Regions from separate parts of the Homo sapiens genome. Here region 2 is linked to region 1. Evidence: chromatin loops called from intact Hi-C (ENCODE). Cell type or tissue: B cell. All regions are shown on one strand. Links, peaks and the distances in the headings refer to the core of each region. The heading gives the core; the rest is flanking DNA.

Region 1 (5,380 bases), core at 241-5,240:
CTTGTCACTTTAGCAGCAGCTGCCTGAACCTATAGAACATAAACTGCAGCTCGACAGGCCCCTCCTGGACAGACAATGTGTTCAAGAGGAGTTTTGGGATAGTGGGGATCCCTGGTAAATGTGGCCCCAACCAAATAGAGGTGGGTGACAAGACAGCCTGGAGAAACCCTGTGCGGGGGCAGCAGGGAGAGGCAAAGGCACCCACTTGCCCAGACATGCCTTCTTAACGCACCCTGCACCGCCTTCTGTGTTTTAGAGATAACAAAAGGCCAAAGGCAAAGATCTGAGCAGATGCCTCAAAGAAGATATATAGATGGCAAATGAGCAGATGAAAAGATAATCCACATCATATGTCATCAGAGAAATGCAAATTAAAACAACAATGAGACACACCTACCGGATACCACACACCTATCAGGATGGCCCAAATCCAGGGCACAGATAGCAGCAAATGCGGTGAGGACGTGGAGCAATAGGAACTCTCATTCATTGCTGTTAGGATGCAAAATATGCAAACTGTGAAAAACAGCTTGGTGGTTTCCTTCAAAACTAAACATCCCCTTACCACACAATCCAGCAATCATGCTCCTTGGTATTTGTGCAGATGAACCGAAAACTAATGTCTGCACAGATACCTGAGCACACATGTTTATAGCAGCCGTGTTTATCATTGCCAAAACTTGGAAGTAACCAAGATGTCCTTCAGCAGGTGAAGGGATAAATAAACTGATACATGCCGGCCGGGCATGGTGGCTCACGCCTGTAATCCCAGCCCTTTGGGAGGCCGAGGTGGGCAAATCACTTGAGGTCAGTTTGAGAGGCCAAGGCAGGCGAATCACTTGAGGTCAGGAGTTCAAGACCAGCCTGGCCAACACGGTGAAATCCCATCTCTACTGAAAATACAAAAATTAGCCAGGCGTGTTGATGGGCACCTGTAATCCCAGCTACTCAGGAGGCTGAGTCAGGAGAATAGCTTGAGCATGGAAGGTGGTGGTTGCAGTGAGCTGAGATCCCGCCACTGCACTCCAGCCTGGGCGACAGACTGGGACTGCATCAAAATAAATAAATAAATAAGGATATCTCCAGACAATGGAATATTATTCAGCACTAAAAACAACTGAGGTACCAAGCTATGAAGTGAAATGGAGGAAATGTAAATGCTTCCAATTATGTGGCATTATGGGAAGGACAAAACCATGATGACAGTAAAAAGATCAGTGGTTGCCTGGGATTGGAGGAAAGGACAGATGAACAGGAGGAGCATGGGAAATTTTAGGGCGGGCAAACTATTCTGTTAAAATGGTGGACGCATGTCATTACCTGCTCTCCACACCCATAGAATGTACAACACCAAGAATGAACCCTAATGCTAACACTGGGCTTTGGGTGATGATCATGTGCCCATGGGGGTTCATCAGTTGTCACAAATGGATAACCGATGGGGGATGTGAGTAGTTGGGGAGGCTGTGCATGTGCTTGGGCAGGGGGGACGTGGGAAACCTCTGTACTTTCCTCTCAAGTTTGCTGGAAACAAACACTTCTCTAAAAAAAAAACTGTTTTTTTTAAACTACCATCTTAAACAAAAAGAGGAGGCCCCAGGTAAAAGACCTCAACCCATAATTTTCCACTGAGAAGGGACTTTCTCACTGGTGGAAGGAGGACACACCGGGTCATTATTTGAGTAATCCAGGCAGGAGACCCTGCCTGGATTGAGTAATCCAGGCGTCTGCTTCACCCATGAGACCGCCTCAGGTGAAAATAGCTTTGCGGTTGTTTTTCTTCTTTTCACCCGATGGGTCTTTGGGGGTTTGTGGCATGCCCCACGGAACAATGAACTCTCAGTTCCCCTTTCTCATTCTCCCCAGGGAGCCGAGGTGCCCTGCCGGGAGAGGGGCCACCTGTACCAGGTGTGAGAGGAGTCGCACCTGGACCCAGGCCCTGCATCCTCGTCCTGCCTCTGCATCCAGCATCCCTGCAGGAAGCCCTGTCTGCAGAAGGGCTGAAAAGTAGCCTTGCTGTGAAAGTGCTTGTGTGTCCCTGAAGGGAGAAGCAAGTCACAGTCAGGGCACTGGTTCCTGTCATCCGGTGCAACACAAAGCAGGCCCCAGGACATGGGGTGCAGACGGGAGCACAGACAGGGTGGGTGCTACTGGGGTGCTCAGGCAGCTTGAGGAGGATGGAGATGGCAAACTTTCCTTCATCATTCCAGGGCCACATTTAGGGCCGGAGGACCAGCAGGTCCCCAAAGCCTACAATGCTTCTGGAGGCCAGTGGCGAGCAGTGTCCAGGGACCCCACAGCCACCACTGAGGCCCACCTGCTCATCCCTCAGCTGGGTGTCCACTGGCGGCCACACTTCAGGTCTCCGGGACGCGGAGTTTGGGCTTCTCTCCCGAGCGGAAGTTATCCAAGTGCCCTCGGCATCCCACGGATTTGCTTTGTCTCTGAGGGAAGAATTAAGGAGTGTTAGCATGATATCAGAAAACTGCTAATTATGGTGAAGAGCTAACACGGCAATCTGGGAACTTGTGGAGCTCTAGTTAGTGATGACAGAAGAGGAAAATATTTGACTGTTTTGTGCTGCACCCAGGTTCTCAGGAGGCGGCAAGAGACGAGAGTTGGCGCTGTGCCATGCTCGGAGCCCCTGGTCCTAGAGACGCTGCTTTCCCCGTGGGAGTTCGGAGCAGAGGCAGCAGCTGGGAAGCTCAGGATGGAGTGAGGAAGGAGAGCGACTTGGGGTGCTTGGGTTGCAGAGATCTAACGCCCCAAGAGAGACTAGCTGTGGCCTGTGCCCACCCCAAACTCACACACTGTTGTGCTCACACACGTGTACACACTCACACACATTTCAACACCCGCACGCCCAAGCTCACACACCACACTCACACGCCTTAGTCACACACACATACACACATTAACACACATACACACTCACATTTGCACATACACACACACACAGTTATGCACCACAGACACACACTCCCAAGTTCACACACCACTATCACACACATCTCTTCACACACACACACTCACCTACACACTCTCACACATGGAACACCGACACACTCTCCATTACGCACCTGCCCTCTCTCACACGCACGCACAAACACACACGTTTCAAGCCGAATTAGAGCTCTTTTTTTGGTCCCACAAAGAAAACGGTAACCTCAGCATCTTGGTCTCAACGAGAACTGGGTGCATGATCCCATCCAACCACAAGGGGGAAAATGAGGAAATGGGTCCTCCATGTCCTCAGACACTGGAGAACAGAAGTATACGCCAGCTCTAACGGGCACCACACATGAACAGGAGGGATTGAAACAGAAAAGGGGTTCCTCCTGATGCGTGGCATTGACAGAGCCCAGTTCTGCCTCATGCCAAGCACCATCTCGCCCCTTGATGATGGAAAATGGTTGCATGTCTTGTTTCCTGGCCCCCATCTCTGTCTTGGTACAGAGTAAAGACTTGAGCCTCCCTTCTAAAGACAGGAGTCCCGCTGAGCTGACCCACCAGCTGACAGATGAAGCCATGACATCTGCTGACCAAGTTCCCCAAGACCCCTTGAGACTCAATTTCTGAAGAGGGTCTGCTGGGAATATCCTGTCTCCATGCTCTGCCCCGCTGTTGGGACACCCTCAGCCTCTGTGGAGCCTCTTGGTCTGACAGCGGGGCTGGATGACTGGCCACCTCTTGACTGTGCCAGCACCTCTACTGCCATGTTCTGCCTGGGGGACTGGAGTTCCTTCTAGCCCTGGCAGAGGGGACTACCCCTAGGATCTGTCCCACCCCATAGCTGGAGTCCTCCCAGTCTACGGGGGTCAGCCCATATGACCAGCAGACTCCTAAAACATGAAGGCCTTTTATTTAGAGAGCTCAGTGAAGGATACGACCAGAGAAATGAGCATCAAGGCTGAGATGAGGGAGCCACACTGGGATACAGCCTAAATTAGTTTTGACCCCCCTGCAAATCCTGCCTTGTCCCTTCTCTCAGTTAACTGAAAACCCAATAGCAGTTAAGTTCAATTCAGAAGCTGAACACCAAGCCAGGCATTGTATAAACGCCTGGGACCAGCAGTGAGTAAAAGACTAAAAAACATGGCCTTTGCCCTGTGGGATTTGTCTATGGGGAAGATGGATATTAAGCAAGTGTGAAAGTATGAAAAACCTCTGTGTGTGTGGGTGGGTGTATTAGAGCTCTATAGAAGCACATACAAAATGGAGAAATTATCCTAGTCTAGTGGCTTAGGAAAGAGCCTCCTAGGAAAATGGCATTTAATATGAAACTCAAAGTACGTAACAGTGCTTGGCCAGAGAAACAAGGTGTGTGGCTTAAACATGGTCACAAGATTAAAGACACACATTAAAGGTCACACATTCTTTGCTCCTCCATTCTCTGAAAGAGTCAAATTCCTAGTCCTCATCCCCTGGATTCTGGGCTGGCCCTAGCCTTTGCCTGTAGAATGAGGTAAAAGTGACTTTCTGGGTTTTCTGAGGCTGAGTCATGAGAAGCCTTGAGCTTCTGCCCAGACCTTTCAGAAAACATGCCCGGGGAAACCAGAGGCTGCGTAAGGAGTACAGCTATCCGAGACCACCATGCTGTGAGGAAGCCCAAGTTAGCCTCGTGGAAAGGCAGCATGGAGAGAGGAATACCCAACTGGTCCCCTGCTGTTCCTGCCACCCCAGTAGAGCCCAGGCAAATGAGTAAGGAAGGCTTTGATAGTTCCAACCCCAGCCACCCTCTGACTATAACTGCGGGAGAAACCCTGAGTGGGAACCACCTATATAAGCCCAGTCAACCAACAGAATTGTGAGAAATAATAGTAAGTTATGCTTTAAACCACTGAGTTTTAGAATAATTTGTTCTACCGCTATAGACAACTGAACCAGCTCCTCAGGACCAGCTGCAGTACCTCACCCTCGGGCATAGGACAGACAGAGAGATTTTTTTTTTTTTTTGAGACGGAGTCTCGCTGTGTCACCCAAGGTGGAGTGCAGTGATGTGATCTTGGCTCATTGCAACCTCCACCTCCCAGGTTCAAGCAATTCCCCTGTCTCAGCCTCCCAAGTCACTGGGACTACTGGTGCATGCCACCATGCCCGGTTAATTTTTTTTTTTTTTTGTATTTTTAGTAGAGACAGGGTTTCGCCATTCCTAAAATGTGAAGGTGTTTCTTTTAGAGAGGTCAAGGAAGGATATGACCAGAGAAATGACCAGCAAGGCTGTGATGAGGGAGCCACCCTGGGATACAGCCTAAATTAGTTTTGATCCCCCTGCAAATCCTTCCTTGTTCCTTCCCTCAGTTAACTGAAAACCCAATAGCAATTCAGTTGAAGCTAGCCTCATGGAAAGGCAGCGTGGAGAGAGGGATACCCAACCAGT
Region 2 (5,380 bases), core at 381-5,380, 140 kb after region 1:
TTGATGAACAAGGCACTTCACATTTTCACTGTGCTCTGGGCCAGCTCTGTGCAGAGGGAAGGGGTTTCCAGACTTGCTGGATTTTACAACTAAGAAAAGAAAAACCCCTGGGCTGAATCCTCTGTGAAATACTTTCTCTGGCTTCTCAGAAGACATTTCCTCTTTTCAACTCTCAGTTGTTCCCCTGGGTTTGGCAGCTGGGTGTTCACTAGCTGCTTTACTGAATCTCTGATCTTGGTTTCCTGCTTACTTGAAAATGTTTTTACAACATCAATACAGGCCTCTTCACCATCTGGCCCCAATCTCTTGCCCTGGCCTTGGCTCCTTTTCCATCTCCCTTCATTCTGCTTCTTCCCCTAACCCCCATTTGACCTACTGACTTCTACAACCCCCCCACCTCAAGGCAACACTTTGACCACATAGAACCTTCTCTGCTAGGGGAACATGGCATGCTTCTTCTGGCCTCTGTGCTCTATTCTGTGGTTTTCCCTCTGCCTGGAATGCTCTTCCATCACTGCCTCCTCACTCTCACTTTGACTTTCATTCCGTTAGACCCAACCCAATGTTAGGGGCTGTATTAAGCCCTTTAGGAGTGCCTTGGTCATCATCCACTTTCTTTTGCTCCTGTAGCTCCACAGACATGCTTCTGTCATAGCAGGTAATACGTTATAGTACACGGCGTTTGTTCTATTCCATTCCCCCCTATTCACTTAGTCTTGATAATTCAGTTCTTGACTTGGAATGCAAATCAGTCGTTCTTTCTGGAAAGATCTCCCTGAGTACCTGCACTTCTCTCATCATAGCACTAAGCATATTAAAACAACATTGTATATGGCCTGTTTCATGAGACCATGTCTGTTTCACTTTGGTAATAAACTCAGTACCTAGCATAGTTCTAAGCACCTAACTGAATCAAGAAGTATTTGTTCAATTCAAGGATGAGTAAGTGCATTAAGATGTGTGTGCATTATCTTCTAGACAGTGGGCTTTTTGGCCTTTCAAACTTCTCTTTCTCATCTTCTTTCTTAGCTCACTGCTTGGCATGTAATAGGTGTTCAATAATGTTTGTTCAGTAAATCAATATCTGAAATGACTTATGTGATCATTGAGATTATCCTCTTGAGGCCTGACCCCAGGACCCTGGTTTGGGAATGTATCCCCAATGACTTCAGCCCTGACTTGAGGTTGCATTCTTCAAGGGAAGATGACAGAGATGACAGCATGGGGATTTGGGCTGACACTCAGTCAAGTCCAAGAGGATGAATTTCCCTTTATGTTGTAATAAACCTCATATTGTTGTCTAGAGAGTGACAGAAAGCAATGCTAAATTCATAAAATTGTAACTGTCTGTGCCAAGTATATGGAATTATAATAAGCATCACAGGTGAGTAGGAGCTTTGGAAAAACACTGGGAGCCATCCCTGGAAAGAGTTGCTCTCATTATAGATAGTGGTGGAGCAGGGCAGGCCCTCGGGCCTGTAGCTCTAATCAGAGCCCCTTCCTTCACTCACTTTCCTCCTCTCACGACCTTGGGCTCCTGCTTTCTACCTCCCATTGTGCAGCTTCTTTCTTTTTTTCTTCCATTGGAGACAGGGTCTCACTCTTTCACCTAGGATGGAGTGCAGCAGTGTGATCACAGCTCACTGCAGCCTTGACTTTGGAGCTCAAGTGATCCTCCCACCTCAGCCTCTTGAGTAGCTGGGACTACAAGTGTGTGCCACCATGGCCAGCTAATTTTTTATTTTTTGTAGGGACAGGGTCTCACCATGTCGCCCAGGCTTGTCTTGAACTCCTGGCTTAAGTGATCCTCCAGCCTCAGCCTCTCAAAGTACTGGGATTACAGGCATGAGCCACCATGCCTGGCCCAGCCTCTTCCCTGAGAACTAGCAGGTAGGTATCTTTCTTTTCCAGGGGTTTCCTGCCTCCTATCTTGTTGTGGGCATTTTCCTTCTTGTGGCCAGCTCTAGCTTCTTTATGAAGCTCCCTTCTTCCAAGAAACCAACTACAAATTAGAAGAAGGTGGGGTTTCTCTCATCTCCATGGCCATGTGCTCCTCTTAAGAGACTGACTCGCCCTCTCTGTATGGTATTCCACTGAGCAAAGACTTCTTTCTTTGCTCTTTCACTTACCAAAGTGCTGAGGAAATACTTGAGCCCGTAAGTCTCAATATATGGAGGACCAATAGAAGGAGTTCAGCAAAGCTGAGCTCTAATTGCATGCTTACTGTGAGCCTGTGACATGTTAAGAAGGTACAGGGAAATCAATTTGGGATCCATAAATATAAGGAAGAATGTTGTTCCAGCTAGAGCTGAGCCCTTGAAAAGTAAAACAGGGAGGCTCTTCAGAGAGCGCACTCCCCACCACTGGAAACATTCATGTGGAGACTGCCCATAGCAGGGTTGATATGGAGGGAACTGCTGCAATGGGTAGCAGGTTAGCTAGAGAGAGACTTGATGGCTTCTCCCAACTTTCAAGCTTCTGCGATCTTATTATAGGGTTCTAACCCTGTAATGCAGTTTATATTTCAACATACTGTACTTAATTAGTTGTTTTCGTAAACTTCTTCTGAAGTAAATCAGCTTCATACAGTGATAATTAGTTTATTGGTAGAAACAATGACAAACTCTGAAACATACATATTTTTGTGTATGTGGCAAGGACACAAGAAAGGCTGACTATTATTATTCCTACACTGTTTTTCGTAAATGCCATCTGTTGGTATCCCTGTGAGGATGTCACAGCAACTTAACCAGGTTAACAAATAACATGAAAATAAAGAAACAAATAATATGGAATATTCAAAAAATGCTGGAGCCAGATTAATCAGTCTTCAGACAATTGAGCATGAGTTTCTTATTAATTAACTTGCTTACAATTGGAGTGAACTCAGAAGTAGTCAAGATTACATGTAAGGAAGTAATCACAGGTTTTTGTAAATCACACTTAATTCTTTGGCAGTGCTGCCCCCATTGGGGCATATAGGCTGGGATATCTGGTAGTCCTGACTATACACGGCAATGTGCGGGGCACATTTAAGGGACTGTGACTTCTCTAATGGGTTAGCTGCAATATTCAAAACACCGCTAGAGTGGCTTAGCCACATAGGGTCTTATTTTGTTCCTAAAAGTCCAGATCTGGGTAGGATGGTCCAAAGATGGTAGGGTTATATGAAGCAGTCATCAAGGACCTAGCCTCCTTTTAACTTCAGACTTGCCAACTTTAGTCTGTGGCTTTTGCTCCTAAAATTGATGATGGCTTCTCCACCTTTCTGGACAGGAAGAAGAAAGTGACCTAGAGGAAGGGGTGGTGTCTACTGCAGGGAAGCAAAACATTCTGAGAAATCCTGACTGACATAAACGGGTGTCTTATTGGCCAGAACTAAGTCATATGCCCAGTTCTTGCAATAAGAGAGACTAGAAAATACAGTTATGTCAGCTGGGCTTGTGACTTCCCCAAACCAGACTCAGGTTTTGCTATCAAGGACAAGTGCAGATGGATGTTGGGTGGGCAGCCAGCCGTGTCTGCTGCATGAACTTGTTTATCTTAAGCTCCTGAAGAGGTGAACTCTGCTCTCTGCTTCTTCTTGTTTGGGACTTGGGGACCCCCAGCAGGACTCTGAGCAGTGGGAGATGCCTGTACCTGAAGGACCTTGTGGGGATCTTCTGCTGCCCTTTCTCCACCAATGTTTTACCCATTAAGATGCAATTTTGGAATGTCACCATTTTCAGGCTGTAAGCCATAATTGCTGCATTTGCAGCTTCGGTTTCCTCCGAGGGCTGCATGGGGACTACCAATCCATGCTTGAATACTCTCTGGTGCCCCAGAGAAAAGAGCCTGACACCCACAGTTGTGTTGTGACTTCTTCCCCATGCTTCCCCCAGACCTAAGCTAAGTGTCCTCTTCCTGAACACATTCCTCTTGCCGTCTGCTAATACTTCACAGATAGCACAGCACTCCTGTTTGAAGCAGACCAACACCTTGAGATTTGTTTAAGCCAAGAAGGAGGTCCTACCTTTAAACAAGAAAAGGTTTATGACTCTCTTGACATACTCCAGGGATTCCTGTCTGGCAGTGCTCAGGAAGAACAACTGAAAAAAACAGACCTCTAACATTTCAGAACTGTCAGAGACAAAAACTGACAGAGACAAAGAACACCCAATCCAGCCTTCTCATGTTGCAAAGGAAGACGTTGAGGCTAGAGACAAGGAGCGCCTCACTCCAGGTGCGGTTATGGCAGAACTCAAGGGGCAAAACTGGGTGGCAGGAGAATTGCAGAGAGGGGTAGAGGGCTCTCTCTCGCCTTCCGACTGGGACTGTATTACTTTCATTATTTCAGTGCCTGTGAGCATGAGAATGCGCCAATGCTATAGATAATTAAGGCAAAAGTTGTGGGAGGTGGAGTATGGTATCACAGCTACCAGTAATACCATACCAATTCCTGATCTGCCATGCTTGGGTTTGTGACACTTACCTGTTCCTTAGCATACTCACCTGCAAAATAAAAACAATGGCAACATACCTCATGTGCTTTTGGGAGGACTAAATGGAGTTGATACTTTAGAACAGCACCCAGTTGACAGTAATATAGACATGTTTGCTAATGATACGATTAGTTATGTCCTATTCTCAACAGATTCAGAGTCCTTGAAACTTGCATGAATGGCCAGGGCACATCTTGAAGAAGCATGACAAAGAACCTGTGGGGATATTAAGATTTAAGTCAGGATGATTGGTTCTTGTTACCAGCATCAAAGGATCTTCTCATATCACAAAATAATGAGATTATCCCCCAACATTGGTCAGCATGGCATAAAATACATGATCTGTGATAGGAGATGCTTTTCTGATCCGCTTTTATGAAAAGTAAATGTCCTTCCTGCCTGCATTTTCAACTTTAGTATGTGTGCCTGCCTTTTTCTTTTTAAAATGTGGTAAGCTTCACCCACCAGCCTTTAGTACCGGCTGTATAAGGAGCAACTAACACCAAGACATACATGCTTATGCCCCATCCACTTTATTTTAAAGCACTCTTCAATTTGTCAATACTTTAATTCTCTAAGCAGTGTTATAGTGGCTGACCACTTTTGAAATTATCTTTGTTTTGTTTGGTACTTGAAGGGCATGAAAAACTTCCCTCCACTTCCTTCCCCTCTCCCGGAGCTCATTTTCCCCTCTCTTTTCTCTGCCCTGCTTGCCCTCTGACCCTGCCGAGCTCTGCTGTTTCCACAGACTTCTGAATCTAATTAATGTCATAGTGACTATATAAGTGAATTATGTAGGCAGGAGGATGCGGGAAACTTTGGGGAAGGTGCATTCCTTAGGGAAAAACCTGGTTTTGTTAAAAAAAAAAAAAAAAAAAAAAAAAAAGGAAAGAAATGCA

What was found. Peaks named below come from ENCODE experiments on the same cell type or tissue, not always from the same donor. Only the 100,000 strongest peaks of a DNase experiment are listed, where the experiment ranks them.
Region 2: it touches region 1 in a loop (6-fold over the local background); 13 of 110 quality-filtered maps call a loop at or near these places.

The regions. Positions count from the first base shown.
Region 1 is chr2:100,244,176-100,249,555 of GRCh38, reverse strand. It overlaps LINC01104 (long intergenic non-protein coding RNA 1104), which reads right to left. Exons shown (of 3, transcript NR_103730.1): 2 at 2,318-2,444; 3 at 1-492. Among named protein-coding and RNA genes, the nearest start is that of LINC01104, 39 kb to the right of the region's middle. RefSeq lists enhancers at 1-645, 1,517-1,626. In B cell, for the core only: CTCF peaks have their summits at 2,981 and 3,180; DNase peaks (open chromatin) are centred at 1,845, 3,215, 3,805 and 4,685; H3K4me3 peaks cover 1,124 bases; H3K27ac peaks cover 961 bases.
Region 2 is chr2:100,108,896-100,114,275 of GRCh38, reverse strand. All of the region lies in intron 2 of AFF3 (ALF transcription elongation factor 3), which reads left to right. Among named protein-coding and RNA genes, the nearest start is that of AFF3, 31 kb to the left of the region's middle. In B cell, for the core only: no CTCF peak of the experiment used is centred there; a DNase peak (open chromatin) is centred at 3,475; H3K4me3 peaks cover 1,764 bases; H3K27ac peaks cover 4,394 bases.